Linked DNA regions of Homo sapiens: region 2 is linked to region 1. The links are chromatin contacts, found by POLR2A ChIA-PET in ENCODE. All regions are on one chromosome and are shown on one strand. Each heading gives the region's core, a stretch centred on a gene start or an enhancer-like site at or near the end of the contact. The rest is flanking DNA. Distances are from core to core; before and after follow the strand shown. Region 1 has its middle 3.9 kb from the start of PHF20. Region 2 has its middle 11 kb from the start of SNORA60.

Region 1 (6,928 bases), core at 2,051-4,550:
CCCCTGCTCAAAGCTCGTTTCCCTCCCTACTCCGGATTAAGATCTAACTCTTCACCTAGACTATCTACCAGGCTCTTCAAAGTCTGGACCTGACCTGCTGCTTTCTTATCCTCACGAATCCAGCTCCCCCACATTCTCAGTGTCCTTCAACTCCGCTAACAATCCAGGTTCTTCTCATCTCAGAGCCTTTGCACTCATTTCTCCCCCACTTTATCATTAACTCCTAGAAAGGTTTCCAATTGCTGCTAAGGATAAGGAGCTGTATTTTCTCTGGGGACGAAGGTCGGAGTTGAAGCCACCCCAAAAGAATATGAGACCAGGAGCAGTGGCTCACGCCTGTAATCCCAACACTATGAGAGGCTGAGGTGGGTAGATCACTTGAGCTCAGGAGTTCGAGACCAGCCTGGGCAACATAGCTAGACCCCCGTCTCTCCAAGAAATACAACAATTAGCCAGGCGTGAACGTGCGCACCTGTGGTCCCAGCTCAACCTTCTGAGTAGCTGGGACTGCAGGCCCATGCCACCATGCCTAGCTAATTTTTTTTTTTTTTTGAGACACGGTCTCACTGTGTCACCCAGGCTGGAGTGCAGTGGCGCAGTCTCGGCTCCTCATAACCTCCACCTCCTAGGCCCAAGCAATTCTCCCACCTCAGTCTCCCAGATAGCTGGAACCACAGGTGTGCACCTGGCTAATTTTTGCATTTTTTTGTAGAGACGCAGTTTCACGATGTTGCCCAGGCTGGTCTTGAATTCCTGGGCTCAAGCAGTCCACCCACCTCAGCCTCCCAGAGTGCTGGAATTAACACCGTACTTGGCCACTTTTTTTTTTTTTTTTTGAGATAGAGTCTCGCTCTGTAGCCCAGACGGGAGTGCAGTGGTGCGATCTTGGCTCACTGCAACCTCTGCCTCCCGGGTTCAAGCAATTCTTTGCCTCAGCCTCCCAAGTAGCTGGGATTACAGGCGCACGCCGCCACGCCCAGCTAATTTTTTATATTTTTTTTAGTAGAGACGGGTTTTCACCATCTTGGCCAGGCTGGTCTTGAACTCCTGACCTCATGATCCGCGCGCCTCGGCCTCCTAAAATACTGCGATTACAAGCGTGAGCCACCGTGCCCGGCCGAGTTTTTTTTTTTTTTTTTTTAGAGACAGGGTCTCACTTTGTTGACCAGGCTGGTCTCAAACTCCTTGGCTCAAGTGATCCTCCTGCCTCAGCCTCCAGAAATGCTGGAATTACAGGCCTCAGCCAGCAAATCCAGCCTGAGGGGTGCTTTTTAAACCAGGGCTGGAAACTAAGGAGGGTATTGCCTCAGTTGAGGTAGTCAGGGCAAAGAGCAGCCCTTAGGTAGAGACACTGTGGAACCAGGGACAAAAGCTTCAGCTACACTTGCTTGGGCAGTACATGTATTCTATTAAAATTGTAACATGGCTGGGCGCGGTGGCTCACGCATGTAATCCCAGCACTTTGGGAGGCCAAGACGGGCAGATTACCTGAGGTGAGGAGTTCGAGACCAGCCTGGCCAACATGGTGAAACCCTCTCTCTACTAAAAATGCAAAAATTAGCCAGGTGTGGTGGTGCATGCCTGTAGTCCCAGCTACTTGAGAGGCTGAGGCAGGAGAATGACTTGAACCCTGGAGGCAGAGGTTGCAGTGAGCCGAGATAGCACCACTGCACTCTAGCCTGGGTGATAGAGCAAGATTCCATCTCAAAAAATAATAATAAAATAAAATAAAATTGTAACAATACAGAAAAGATTCACATGACCCCTGCATAAGGATAAGCATGCAAATTCATGATACATTTCATACTTTTTAAAAAATCAGCAATTTGAGAATCAGTGCCACTCAGTCAAGTAAGTGCTCACATATAGGAAGGGCCTTCCCAAGATCCTCTGGGTTTATGTTTATTAATATGAAATTGCTCAGATGTCAGTGGCTATGGTAGCACACAAAGAACTTTTTGCCCCCCAACCACAATAATGCCAAGAACTCCAGACTCTGTAGCCCCGTATAAATATAGCATGTTTCTTTACTTATTCAACCTGCATTTACCGAGAGTCAAATTCAAGATGGGCACCAAACACTCAGAGCACAATGAGACTTAGGCCCTGCTCTCGAGGAGCTCACAGACTGGTGAAGTAATCATGGCAAGCAAAAGAGAAATATGTTACAAGGGCCCCTGAGCTACAACAGGAGTGCAGGCTTGGAAAACAAACAGGCACAAGGACAGCTCCACCAAGAAAGAGCAACAACAGCTGCTGCCCCCAGCAACACTGCGCACCACTGCTGTGATTCAATCTTAGTATCCCTTTGTCTTTGAGTCACTCACTCAAGAGGCAAGGTCTTGGCCAGCAGCCACTGTCGATTGGCCAATCTCAGGTCACATGGATGAGTCCAGCCTGCCAGGGAAAGAAGAGAGGAATGACCTGCCCCTAAGGGTACTCCCCAAGATGGGAAGTGAGGGTTGGAAGGAGACTGACACTGATCAGGGAAAAATAACTGAATACAGATGAGAAAAAAGTACCTTGTGAGCTAAGCTCTTTCTGATGTAAAAACTTGCAGAAATTTGACTTACCAGCTTCTTCTGAACTGAATATTAATGGAATGCTAGCCAGAGAGCTCCAGTTTACAAGATTTTGGTCTAAAGTCCACTGACTTTAGACCAGAAGTAACATCTACCTTCTGCCTTAAGATCCTCCCCAGCATCTTACTAATACTGTATTTCAAAACTGTAGTCCCAGCCCATAAGCTGAGAGCTCCACAATGAAACCCTGTGTGCATCCATACAAAGTATAGGATAGCACAAAAAGCATCTACCTGCATGGAAGAGTTGTCACTCTCTGTAGGCATTGCTTTTCTTCAATATTCACTTTTTTTACTCAATGGGATAATATATATCTACCAACGCAGAATTGTCACGTTTAAGTTCAATAATATGTGAGAAAATGTACTGAACTACAAAGTTCTATACAACTTCATTTCTAATTTCTTTTTTACTAGATTCAGCATATTCAAAATATTCCTAGCTAAAGAGAAGCAGAATTAAAGATCCAACATGAGATAAAATATTCAATTAGGAAACTGATCTTTCTCAATGTCTACCCAGCAAACCTCTATACTCTATCCTTATGCAACCCTAAAGCACTTACAGTGAGTCTGTTAAGGGAAAAGAGGGAAACTAAAACAGAAAAGTAAGCCCTCTAGATCTCACAGACCCCATGTACTGAGTATCACCAAACTTGAGCATGTCAGTCCCCAAAAGCAGGAACTGGGGTGTGATCTCTGCAGCACCAAGCTGAGTGTGAGAACTCAGGAAGCCGGAAACCACAGTCACAGTAGCATCTGAAAGGTCCAAGACCTCAACAAGGCACCAGAGGCCCAAGGGAAGCAGGTTGTCTTGGCCCTGGCCGGACGTCTCTCCAGTCTGGGCTCCACGGAAAGTTCCCGAACTCCCCAGGCCTTCACTGCTCTCCAAGTGAGGGGGAGGAGAATTAACTAGGAATTCCAAATTACTTCCTGCATTTTGCATGATTACAAGGAGGGAGGGAGCAGTCGGAAGGAAAGGAAAGCATTTTGTATTCTTGTCCTAGTCACTAAAAAGGCTGATAAGGCCAGGCACAGAAGCTCACGCCTGTAATCCTAACACTCTGAGAGGCCAAGGCAGGCGAATCACTTGAAGTCAGGAGTTCGAGACCAGCCTGGCCAAAATGGTGAAACCCCATCTCTACTAAAATACAAAAATTAGCTGGGCGTGGTGGTACATGCCTGTAATCCCAGCTACTGGGGAGGCTGAGGCAGGAGAATTGCTTGAACCCGGGAGGCAGAGGTTGCAGTGAACCAAGATCATCATGCCACTGCACTCTAGCCTGGGCGACAGAGCCAGACTCTGTCTCAAAAAAAAAAAAAAAAGGAGGGGGGGCCAGGCTTGGTGGCTCACTCCTGTAATCTCAGCACTTTGGGCGGCCAAGGCCGGCACATCACCTGAGGGCAGGAGTTGGAGACCAGCCTGGCCAACACGGTGAAACCCCATCTCTACTAAAATACAAAAATTTGCCAGGCGTCGTGGCGCATCCTGTAATCCCAGCGACTCGGGAGGCTGAGGCGGCAGAATCGCTTGAACCCAGAAGGCAGAAGTTGCAGTGAGCTGGGATCACACCATTGCACTCCAGTCACTGTTACCTGTAATTTAAACATACCTAATAAATATTTCTTGTGGGTTAAAATTCTTACGAGCCTAGAGATAAAGGGAAACGGGGAGGATTTTCGCCTCAGGGACTAAGAGAATGGAGGTTATAAAGAGGTAAATTAAACAAACAGTCTTGGAATATCCAGGTAATCCACTTCAGTCTCCAAACTTCTTGTAATTTAATTTTAAACAGTTAATGTTGTCACATGGTTCAAATACTGGAAATTACATAAACGTTGTACAATACAAAGTCTCCCTGAAATTCTTGTCCCTCATTGGTCCAGTTCCAATTGGTAAACATGACACTTACTTTTTTAATGAATCGTTTGTGTCAGGATCTTGCTCTGTTGCCCAGGCTGGAGTGCAGCGCCACGATCACAGCTTACTGCAGCTTCAAACTCCTGGGCTCAAGCAGTCCTCCCACCTCAGCCTCCCAAGTAGCTGGGACTACAGGTGCACACCATCAGTATTTCTTTACATATATATAAGCAAACTTTGATACAGTTCTTATATTGATCCTTTAACACAAAAGGAACATTTATTCATGTTGTTGTTCACCTTACTTTTTTCATTAAACAAAACTTGTTTTTTTTAGAGACAGAGTCTCACTCTGTCGCCCAGGCTGGAGTGCAGTGGGGTGATCTTGGCTCACTGCAAGCTCCGCCTCCCAGGTTCACGCCATTCTCCTGCCTCAGCCTCCCAAGTAGCTGGGAGTACAGGCGCCCACCACCATGCCCAGCTAATTTTTGTATTTTTAGTAGAGACGGGGTTTCACCATGTTAGCCAAGATGGTCTCGATCTCCTGACCTCATGATCCTCCTGCCTCAGCCTCCCAAAGTGCTGGAATTACAGACATGAGCCACTGCGCCCAGCCGAAATTTTTTTTTCTTTTTTTTTTTGAGATGGAGTTTTGTTCTTCTCACCCAGGCTGGAGTGCAGTGGAGCAATCTCAGTTCACTGCAACCTCTGCCTTCCAGGTTCTATCGATTCTCCTACGTAGCCAAGATGGTCTTGATCTCCTGACCTCGTTATCCTCCTGCGCAGCCTCCCAAGTAACTGGGATTACAGGTGTCCACCACTATGCCGGGCTAATTTTTGTATTTTTAGTATTTTGTATTTTAGCCAGGATGATCTCGATCTCCTGACCTCATGATCTGCCCACCTCAGCCTCCCAAAGCGCTGGGATTACAGGCGTGAGCCATTACACCTGGCCTAATTTGATTTATTTTCTTACATAATTGTATTTGCTTTTACCATCAGATTGTGAACTTCTCTGGGAACAGGACTGCTTCTTGTTTATCTCGATCCCCCCAGCTCCTAGCATCCTGCCTAGAATGTGCTGGTTGTTTAACAACTATTTGTTGAATTGATTGGAGTTGCTTTGGAGATGCATCAGTGGAGAGCCAGAGGAAGGAAGGATGAAAGTATTTCCAGAAATAGAGCACATTACTCGGTGAAAATAAAATATAGACAGGGGCATGCTTTTTTTTCTTTTTTCCTATTTTTTTTTTTTAACATAGAGACGGGGTCTCGCTATGTGGCCCAGACTGATCTCAGACTCCTGGGCTCAAGCAATTCTCCTGCCTTGGCCTCCCAAAGTGCTGGGATTACAGGTGTGAACCACCACATCCAGCCAAGCATTTTGTTTTTTTATTTATTTATTTTATTTTATTTTATTTTATTTTATTTTATTTTATTTTATTCTTGAGACAGAGTCTCACTCTGTTGCCCAGGCTGGAGTGCAGTGGCGAGGTATCAGCTCACAGCAACCTCTGCCTCCCAGGTTCAAGCAATTCTTTTTCCTCAGCGTCCTGAGTAACTGGGATTGCAGGTGCCTGCCACCATGCCCAGCTAATTTTTTTTGTATTTTTAGTAGAGATGGCGTTTCATCATGTTGGCCAGACTAGTCTCAAACTCCTGACCTCATGATCTGCCGGCCTCAGCCTCCCAAAGCACTGGGATTTAAAGCATGAGCCACTGCACCCAGCCCTAATTTTTTTATTTTTTTAAGACATTGTCTCACTCTGTCACCCAGGCTGGAGTACAGTGGTGACATCTCGGCTTGCCACAACCTCTGCCTCCAGGGTTCAAGCAATTCTCATGCCTCAGCCTCTTGAGTAGCTGGGATTACAGGTATGCACCACCACACCTGGCTAATTTTCATATTTTTAGTAGAGTCAGGGTTTCACCATGTTGGCCAGGCTGGTTTCAAGCCATCTGTCGGCCTCAGCCTAACAAAGAGCTGGAATTACAGCAATGAGCCACCGTGCCTGGCTGGGCATGTTTTCATGCATACAGGAATTCTGTATGAAAGTGAGTTGCATGGGTGGGGTAGAGAGTTGAGCAGATTCCATTAGAATGGCAGATAAGAGGCTGGCAGGGTGGCTGACACCTGTAATCCCAGCACTTTGGGAGGCCAAGGTGGGTGGATCATTGAGGTCAGGAGCTTGAGACCAGCTGGGCCAACATGGTGAAACCATATATCTACTAAAATACAAAAATTAGCTGGGCGTGGCCAGGCATAGTGGCTCACGCCTGTAATCCCAGCATTTTGGGAGACTGAGGTAGACGAATCATGATGTCAGGAGTTTGAGACCAGCCTGGCTAACATGGTGAAACCGTGTGTCTACTAAAAGTACAAATATTAGCCTGGTGTGGTGGTGCATGCCTGTAATCCCAGGTACTCAGGAGGCTGAGGCAGGAACTGAGGCAGTGAGCGGAGATCATGTCACTGCACCCCAGCC
Region 2 (7,426 bases), core at 2,740-5,239, 2.7 Mb before region 1:
ATGTATATATATATGTATATATATATGTATATATATATGTATATATATATGTGTATATATATAACAATATATATAACAGTATATATATAACAGTATATATATGTATATGTAACAGTATATATATATAACAGTATATATATAACAGTATATATATATCAGTATATATATAACAGTATATATATCAGTATATATATAACAGTATCTATATAACAGTATATATAAAATATATATATAACAGTATATATATAAAATATATATATAACAGTATATATATAAAAATATATATAACAGTATATATATAAAAAAATATATATAACAGTATATATATAAAAATATATATATAACAGTATATATATATAAAATATACATATAACAGTATATATATAAAATATACATATGACAGTATATATATAAAATATACATATGACAGTATATATATAAAATATATATATGACAGTATATATATATAAAATATATATATGACAGTATATATATATAAAATATATATATGACAGTATATATATAAAATATATATATGACAGTATATATATAAAATATATATATGACAGTATATATATAAAATATATATATGACAGTATATATATAAAATATATATGACAGTATATATATATAAAATATATATATGACAGTATATATATATATAAAATATATATATGACAGTATATATATATAAAATATATATATGACAGTATATATATAAAATATATATATGACAGTATATATATATAAAATATATATAACAGTATATATATATGAAATATATATATATAACAGTATACATATAAAATATATATATAACAGTATACATATAATATATATATAACAGTATACATATAAAAAATATAAATATATAACAGTATACATATATAAAATATATATATATAACAGTATATATATATAAAATATATATATAACAGTATATATGTAAAATATATATATAACAGTATATATATAATATATAACAGTATATATAAAAAATATATATAACAGTATATATATAAAAAATATATAACAGTACATATAATATATATAACAGTATATATATAAAACATTATATATATGAAACAGTATATATATGTAAAACAGTATATATATATATAAGACAGTATATATATATGAAAAACAGTATATATATATACATATATATATATATATATACTGCCCAGCCCATTTATTCCTGATACTGATGTGCTGGTATTTTTATATATATATATATTTATATATATTTATATATATAAATATATATATTTATATATAATATTTTATATATAATATATTTATATATAATATATTATATATAAATATATTTATATATAATATATTATATATAAATATATATAAATATATATTTATATATATATTTGTATATATAAAATATATATATATTTATATATATATAAATGTTAAAACCCTTGCCCCAAACAAAACAGGCTGGGTGCAGTGGCTCACGCCTGTAATCCCAACACTTTGGGAGGCCGAAGTGAGTCTAACACTTGAGCCCAGGAATTCAAGATCAGCCTAGGTAACATGGTGAAACCCTTGGCTGGGCATGGTGGCATGTGCCTGTGATCCCAGCTACTTGGGAGGCTGAAGCGGGAGGATTGCTGAGTGGAGGTTGAGGCTGCAGTGAGTTGTGATTGCACCACAGCACTCCAGCCTCGGCGACAGAGGAGACTCTGTCTCAAAATCAGCCAACCAAAGAAAGAAAAAAAAAAAGCTCCCCTCTCCCTCTCCCCTCTTTCCACGGTCTCCCTCTCCCTCTCCCTCTCCCCTCTTTCCACGGTCTCCCTCTCCCTCTCCCCTCTCCCCACGGTCTCCCTCTCCCTCTCTTTCCACGGTCTCCCTCTGATGCCAAGCCGAAGCTGGACTGTACTGCTGCCATCTCGGCTCACTGCAACCTCCCTGCCTGATTCTCCTGCCTCAGCCTGCCGAGTGCCTGCGATTGCAGGCGCGCGCCGCCACGCCTGCGTGGTTTTCGTATTTTTTTGGTGGAGACGGGGTTTCGCTGTGTTGGCCGGGCTGGTCTCCAGCTCCTAACCGCGAGTGATCCGCCAGCCTCGGCCTCCCGAGGTGCCGGGATTGCAGACGGAGTCTCGTTAACTCAGTGCTCAATGGTGCCCAGGCTGGAGTGCAGTGGCGTGATCTCGGCTCGCTACAACCTCCACTTCCCAGCCGCCTGCCTTGGCCCCCCAAAGTGCCGAGATTGCAGCCTCTGCCTGGCCGCTACCCCGTCTGGGAAGTGAGGAGTGTCTCTGCCTGGCCGCCCATCGTCTGGGATGTGAGGAGCCCCTCTGCCTGGCTGCCCAGTCTGGAAAGTGAGGAGCGTCTCTGCCCGGCCGCCATCACACCTAGGAAGTGAGGAGCGCCTCTTCCCGGCCGCCATCCCATCTAGGAAGTGAGGAGTGTCTCTGCCCGGCCACCCATCGTCTGAGATGTGGGGAGCACCTCTGCCCCGCTGCCCCGTCTGGGATGTGAGGAGCGCCTCGGCCCGGCCGCGACCCTGTCCGGGAGGTGAGGAGCGTCTCTGCCCGGCTGCCCTGTCTGAGAAGTGAGGAGACCCTCCGCCTGGCAACCGCCCCGTCTGAGAAGTGAGGAGCCCCTCCGCCCTGCTGCCACCCCGTCTGGGAAGGGAGGAGCGTCTCCGCCCGGCAGCCACCCTGTCCGGGAGGGAGGTGGGGGTCAGCCCCCGCCAGGCCAGCTGCCCAGTCCGGGAGGGAGGTGGGGGGTCAGCCCCCCGCCCGGCCAGCCGCCCCGTCTGGGAGGAGAGGGGCGCCTCTGCCCGGCCGCCCCTACTGGGAAGTGAGGAGCCCCTCTGCCCGGCCAGCCGCCCCGTCCGGGAGGGAGGTGGGGGAGTCAGCCCCCCGCCCGGCCAGCCGCCCCGTCCGGGAGGGAGGTGGGGGGGTCAGCCCCCCGCCCGGCCAGCCGCCCCGTCCGGGAGGGAGGTGGGGGGGTCAGCTCCCCGCCCCGTCCGGGAGGGAGGTGGGGGGGTCAGCCCCCCGCCAGGCGAGCCGCCCCGTCTGGGAGGGAGGTGGGGGGGTCAGCCCCCCGCCCGGCCAGCCGCCCCGTCTGGGAGAGAGGTGGGGGGTCAGCCCCCTGCCCGGCCAGCCGCCCCGTCCGGGAGGTGAGGGGCACCTCTGCCCGGCCGCCCCTACTGGGAAGTGAGGAGCCCCTCTGCCCGGCCACCACCCCGTCTGGGAGGTGTACCCAACAGCTCATTGAGAACGGGCCATGATGACAATGGCGGTTTTGTGGAATAGAAAAGGGGGAAAGGTGGGGAAAAGATTGAGAAATCGGATGGTTGCTGTGTCTGTGTAGAAAGAAGTAGACATGGGAGACTTTTCATTTTGTTCTGTACTAAGAAAAATTCTTCTGCCTTGGGATCCTGTTGATCTATGACCTTACCCCCAACCCTGTGCTCTCTGAAACATGTGCTGTGTCCACTCAGGGTTAAATGGATTAAGGGCGGTGCAAGATGTGCTTTGTTAAACAGATGCTTGAAGGCAGCATGCTGGTTAAGAGTCATCACCACTCCCTAATCTCAAGTACCCAGGGACACAAACACTCTGCCTAGGAAAACCAGAGACCTTTGTTCACTTGTTTATCTGCTGACCTTCCCTCCACTATTGTCCTATGACCCTGCCAAATCCCCCTCTGCGAGAAACACCCAAGAATGATCAATTAAAAAAAAAAAAAAAGAAAAACAAAACACAGTCTCTCTAGCAGATCTAAATAAAACATGACTTAAAACCTGATTTCCTTCAGCACCTCCAATGGAAATGGAACATATTTCACAAAGGTAAGGTGGGAAAAGATCTCATTCCTTTTCTTTGTGGAATAAAATATAATCTGTTCTGTGTCTGCATTGTACTGCACTAGTGGCTCATTCAATCTCAGTAGTTACTGGGGCTCTGATTCCCTCGGAGTGCTGCAAAAATCCTGGAGAAATGCCAAAGACACCAGGGAGAACTCTCTGAACTTCCGTCTAACCTGTGTAATGAGTCACACACTCCCTTACTGGTGGGAAGTTCTTTCCCAATGAAAGCATTTGAGGCTATAAATTTCTCCTATGTACTGTTTTAGCTATACATCATACAAGTTTTGATAATACAGTATTTTCATTACCCTTCAGGTCTGAGTATTTTTAACATTTGTTTTGTTTTTATTTAGACTTTACATTGTAGTGACATATTGCAGTCGTCATCTTTCCTTTTTTTTTTTTTTTTTTTTGAGATAGAGTCTTGCTCTGTTGCCCAGGCTAGAGTGCAGTGGCAAGATCTCAGCTTACTGCAACCTTCATCTCCCGGGTTCAAGTGATTCTCCCGCCTCAGCCTCCTGAGGAGCTGGGACTACAGGCACGCGCCACCATGCCTGGAAGATTTTTATAATTTTAGTAGAGACAGGGTTTTACCATGTTGGCCAGGCTGGTCTCAAACTCCTGACCTCAGGTGATCCACCCGACTCAGCCTCCCAAAGTGCTGGCATTAAAGGCGTGAGCCACCACGCCCAGCCCATTTATTCCTGATACTGATGTGCTGGTATTAATATTTGAGACTTGCTTTGCAGCATCAAAGTTACCACATTCTATGCTGTAGATGATATTTGTAAATATTGTAAATATGCAAACAATATTAATACATACCCCAAAGGTGCTTGAGAAAAATATATACATTCTCTCAGTGTGGGTAAAGATTTCTAAATATATATTTTTAAAATATCTATTAAAATCAAACCTATGTTCCAAATATTACGGTACGAAAAGGGAAAAATAAGAATTTCACAGCAAAGAAGTCTGGCAGTCACCACCTTAACCAAGTGATCAAGGTTAATGTCACTGATCATGAGTCACATTGATATAATGTACCCCCCATATGATGTGATGAGAAGGGCATTTCACCTCTGGAGTATTCTTCCCAGAAACCCGTAGCCTCCAGTCTAATCATGAGAAAATGTTAGGAACACCTAAATTGAGGGCCGGGTGTAGTGGCTCATGCCTGTAATCCCAGCACTTTGGAAGGCCAAGGTGGGAAGATCCCTGAGGCCAGGAGTATGAGACCAGCCTGGCCAACATGGTGAAACCCCGTCTCTATTAAAAATACAAAAATTAGGCCGGGTGAGGTGGCTCACACCTGCAGTCTTAGCACTTGGGAGGCCGAGGCGGGTGGATCACCTGAGGTCAGGAGTTCAAGACCAACCTGGCCAACATGTGAAGGCCCATCTTTACCAAAAATACAAAAATTAGCCAGGTATGGTGGCGCACGTCTGTAATCCCAGCTACCCAGGGGGCTGAGACAGGAGAATCACTGGAACTCAGGAGGCAGAGGCTGCAGTGAGCTGAGATCCCGCCACTGCACTCCAGTCTGCATGACAGAGGGAGACTCCATCTCAAAAAAACAAAACAAAATACAAAAATTAGCCGGGCATGGTGGCACGCACCTGTAGTCTCAGCTACTCGGCAGGCTAAAGCATGAGTATCGTTTGAACCTGAGAAATGGAGGCTGCAGTGAACTGAGATTGTGCCACTGCACACCAGTCTGGGCAACAGAGCAAGACTCCATCTCAAAAAAAAGAAAAAGAAAAAGAAAAATCCAAATTGAGAGACATTCTACAAAATATCTTACCAACACTTTAAAACTGTCAAGGTCATGAAAAACAAAGGAAGACTGAGAAACCATTCCAGATGGAGGAGATTAAGGATACATAACTAAATGTAATGTGCTATTCTGCATGGCAGAGAAAATGGACATCAATGGGAAAACTGGCGAAATCCAGATAGAGTCTGTGGTTCAGTTAATGGTAATGTATCAGTGTTAATTCCTTAATTTTGACAAATGTGTCATGGTTACATAAGATGCTAATATTAGGGGAAGCTGGGTGAAGGGCATATGGGAACTCTATGTACCAGGTTTTAAATTTTTCTGTAAATCTGAAGTTATTCCAAAATAAAAGTTTTATGTAAAAAAAAAATAGCTGCTCATGGCAGGGCGTGGTGGCTCATGCCTGTAATCTCAGCACTTTGGGAGGCCAAGACTAGCGGATCACGAGTTCGGGAGTTTGAGACCACTCTGGTGAAACATGGCGAAACCCCGTCTCTACTAAAAATACAAAAATTAGCCAGGTGTGGTGGTGCACGCCTGTAATCTCAGCTACTCGGGAGGCTGAGGCAGGAGAATAGCTTGAACCCGGGAAGTGGAGGTTGCAGTGAGTGGAGATTGCACCACTGCAATCCAGCCTGGGTAACAGAGCAAGACTCCGTCTTAAAAAAACAAACATCAATCTGTTTAATCTTCACCACATCCCTCTATAGGAGGTCACTGAGGCGCACAGAGTTTAAAACTTGTCATCAAAGTCACCCAGTTAAGTTGGACCAGATCTGTGACTCCAAAGCCAGTGCTCACACCACTCCGGGCTGCATGCCAGCCACACCAACCACCGTTGAGCTCCTCCCTGCATCCTCCACGCAGCTTTTGGATGTGGACCACTCTCCTCCTTTGCTCAGTTAAGTCTACTTCCCTGACTCCCAAGAGGTCAGGTGCCCTATTTACTCTTGCAGCACCTTTCCCTCTTCCTCTGTAGAATTTCTCAGAGTTTTTAACAATTTATGCATCTTGTTTATCTTGATGAAATTATGAGCTAACAAATGTCTGTTTTCACTGGCGTGCATTCACAGTGCTTAGCACAGAGGCCAGCACTTAGTAAACAGGTAGTGACTGACTGAATAACAAACGCTGGGTACACTAAAGTTAACTCCAGTAGGATCTGTGTTAGAGAAGCACACCCAGGACTCGGTGTCTTGCCTCCAGAAGGCTCTGGAACATGAGGCAGGATTCCATCAGGCATGCCTGATATATACCTCGCCCTGCTCTGCCAAGATGGAGGAGAGGGGATACCAGAGAATGGGGGATCCAAGCTGGAGCAGCTTCATTAAGCCCCCACAAGATGCAGCAGCCTTCCTGTAAAGGAGGCATCCTTGAACCCCTTATTGTCTAAATCTATGATGTCCAGTAAGATAGCTACTCGCCATATGTGGCTACTGAGCACTCTAAATGTGGCTAGTCTAAACTGAGATGTGCTGTATGTATAAAATATATACCAGATTTCAAAGATTTCATTTGGGGAAAAATCTTATTAATAACTTTTAATATTGGCTGGGCAAGGTAGCTCATGCCTGTAGTCTCAGCACTTTGGGAGGCCAAGGCGGGTGGATCATTTGAGGCCAGGAGTTCGAGACCCGCCTGGCAAACATGGCAAAACCCCATCTCTACTAAAAATACAGAAATTAGGGTAAGGTGGCACATGCCTGTAATACCAGCTACTTGGGAAACTGAGGTGGAAGGATCACTTGAACCCAGGAGGCAGAGGTTGCAGTGAGCCAAGATCACACCACTGCACTCCAGCCTGGGTGACA

The links. ChIA-PET counts read pairs that join two places held with the same protein, here RNA polymerase II (POLR2A).
Region 2: POLR2A ChIA-PET joins it to region 1 with 14 read pairs in RWPE1. The contact joins two enhancer-like sites. POLR2A ChIA-PET finds 5 or more read pairs at or near these places in 2 of 52 experiments (HepG2 and RWPE1).

Annotation. Positions count from the first base shown.
Region 1 is chr20:35,764,668-35,771,595 of GRCh38, reverse strand. It overlaps the pseudogene LOC124904972. Among named protein-coding and RNA genes, the nearest start is that of PHF20, 3.9 kb to the left of the region's middle. Within about 2 kb of position 3,300, at least 33 of the 41 ENCODE cell types and tissues checked have a DNase peak (open chromatin) inside an H3K27ac peak, as active enhancers do.
Region 2 is chr20:38,456,959-38,464,384 of GRCh38, reverse strand. No RefSeq gene overlaps it. Among named protein-coding and RNA genes, the nearest start is that of SNORA60, 11 kb to the right of the region's middle. Within about 2 kb of position 3,989, at least 4 of the 41 ENCODE cell types and tissues checked have a DNase peak (open chromatin) inside an H3K27ac peak, as active enhancers do.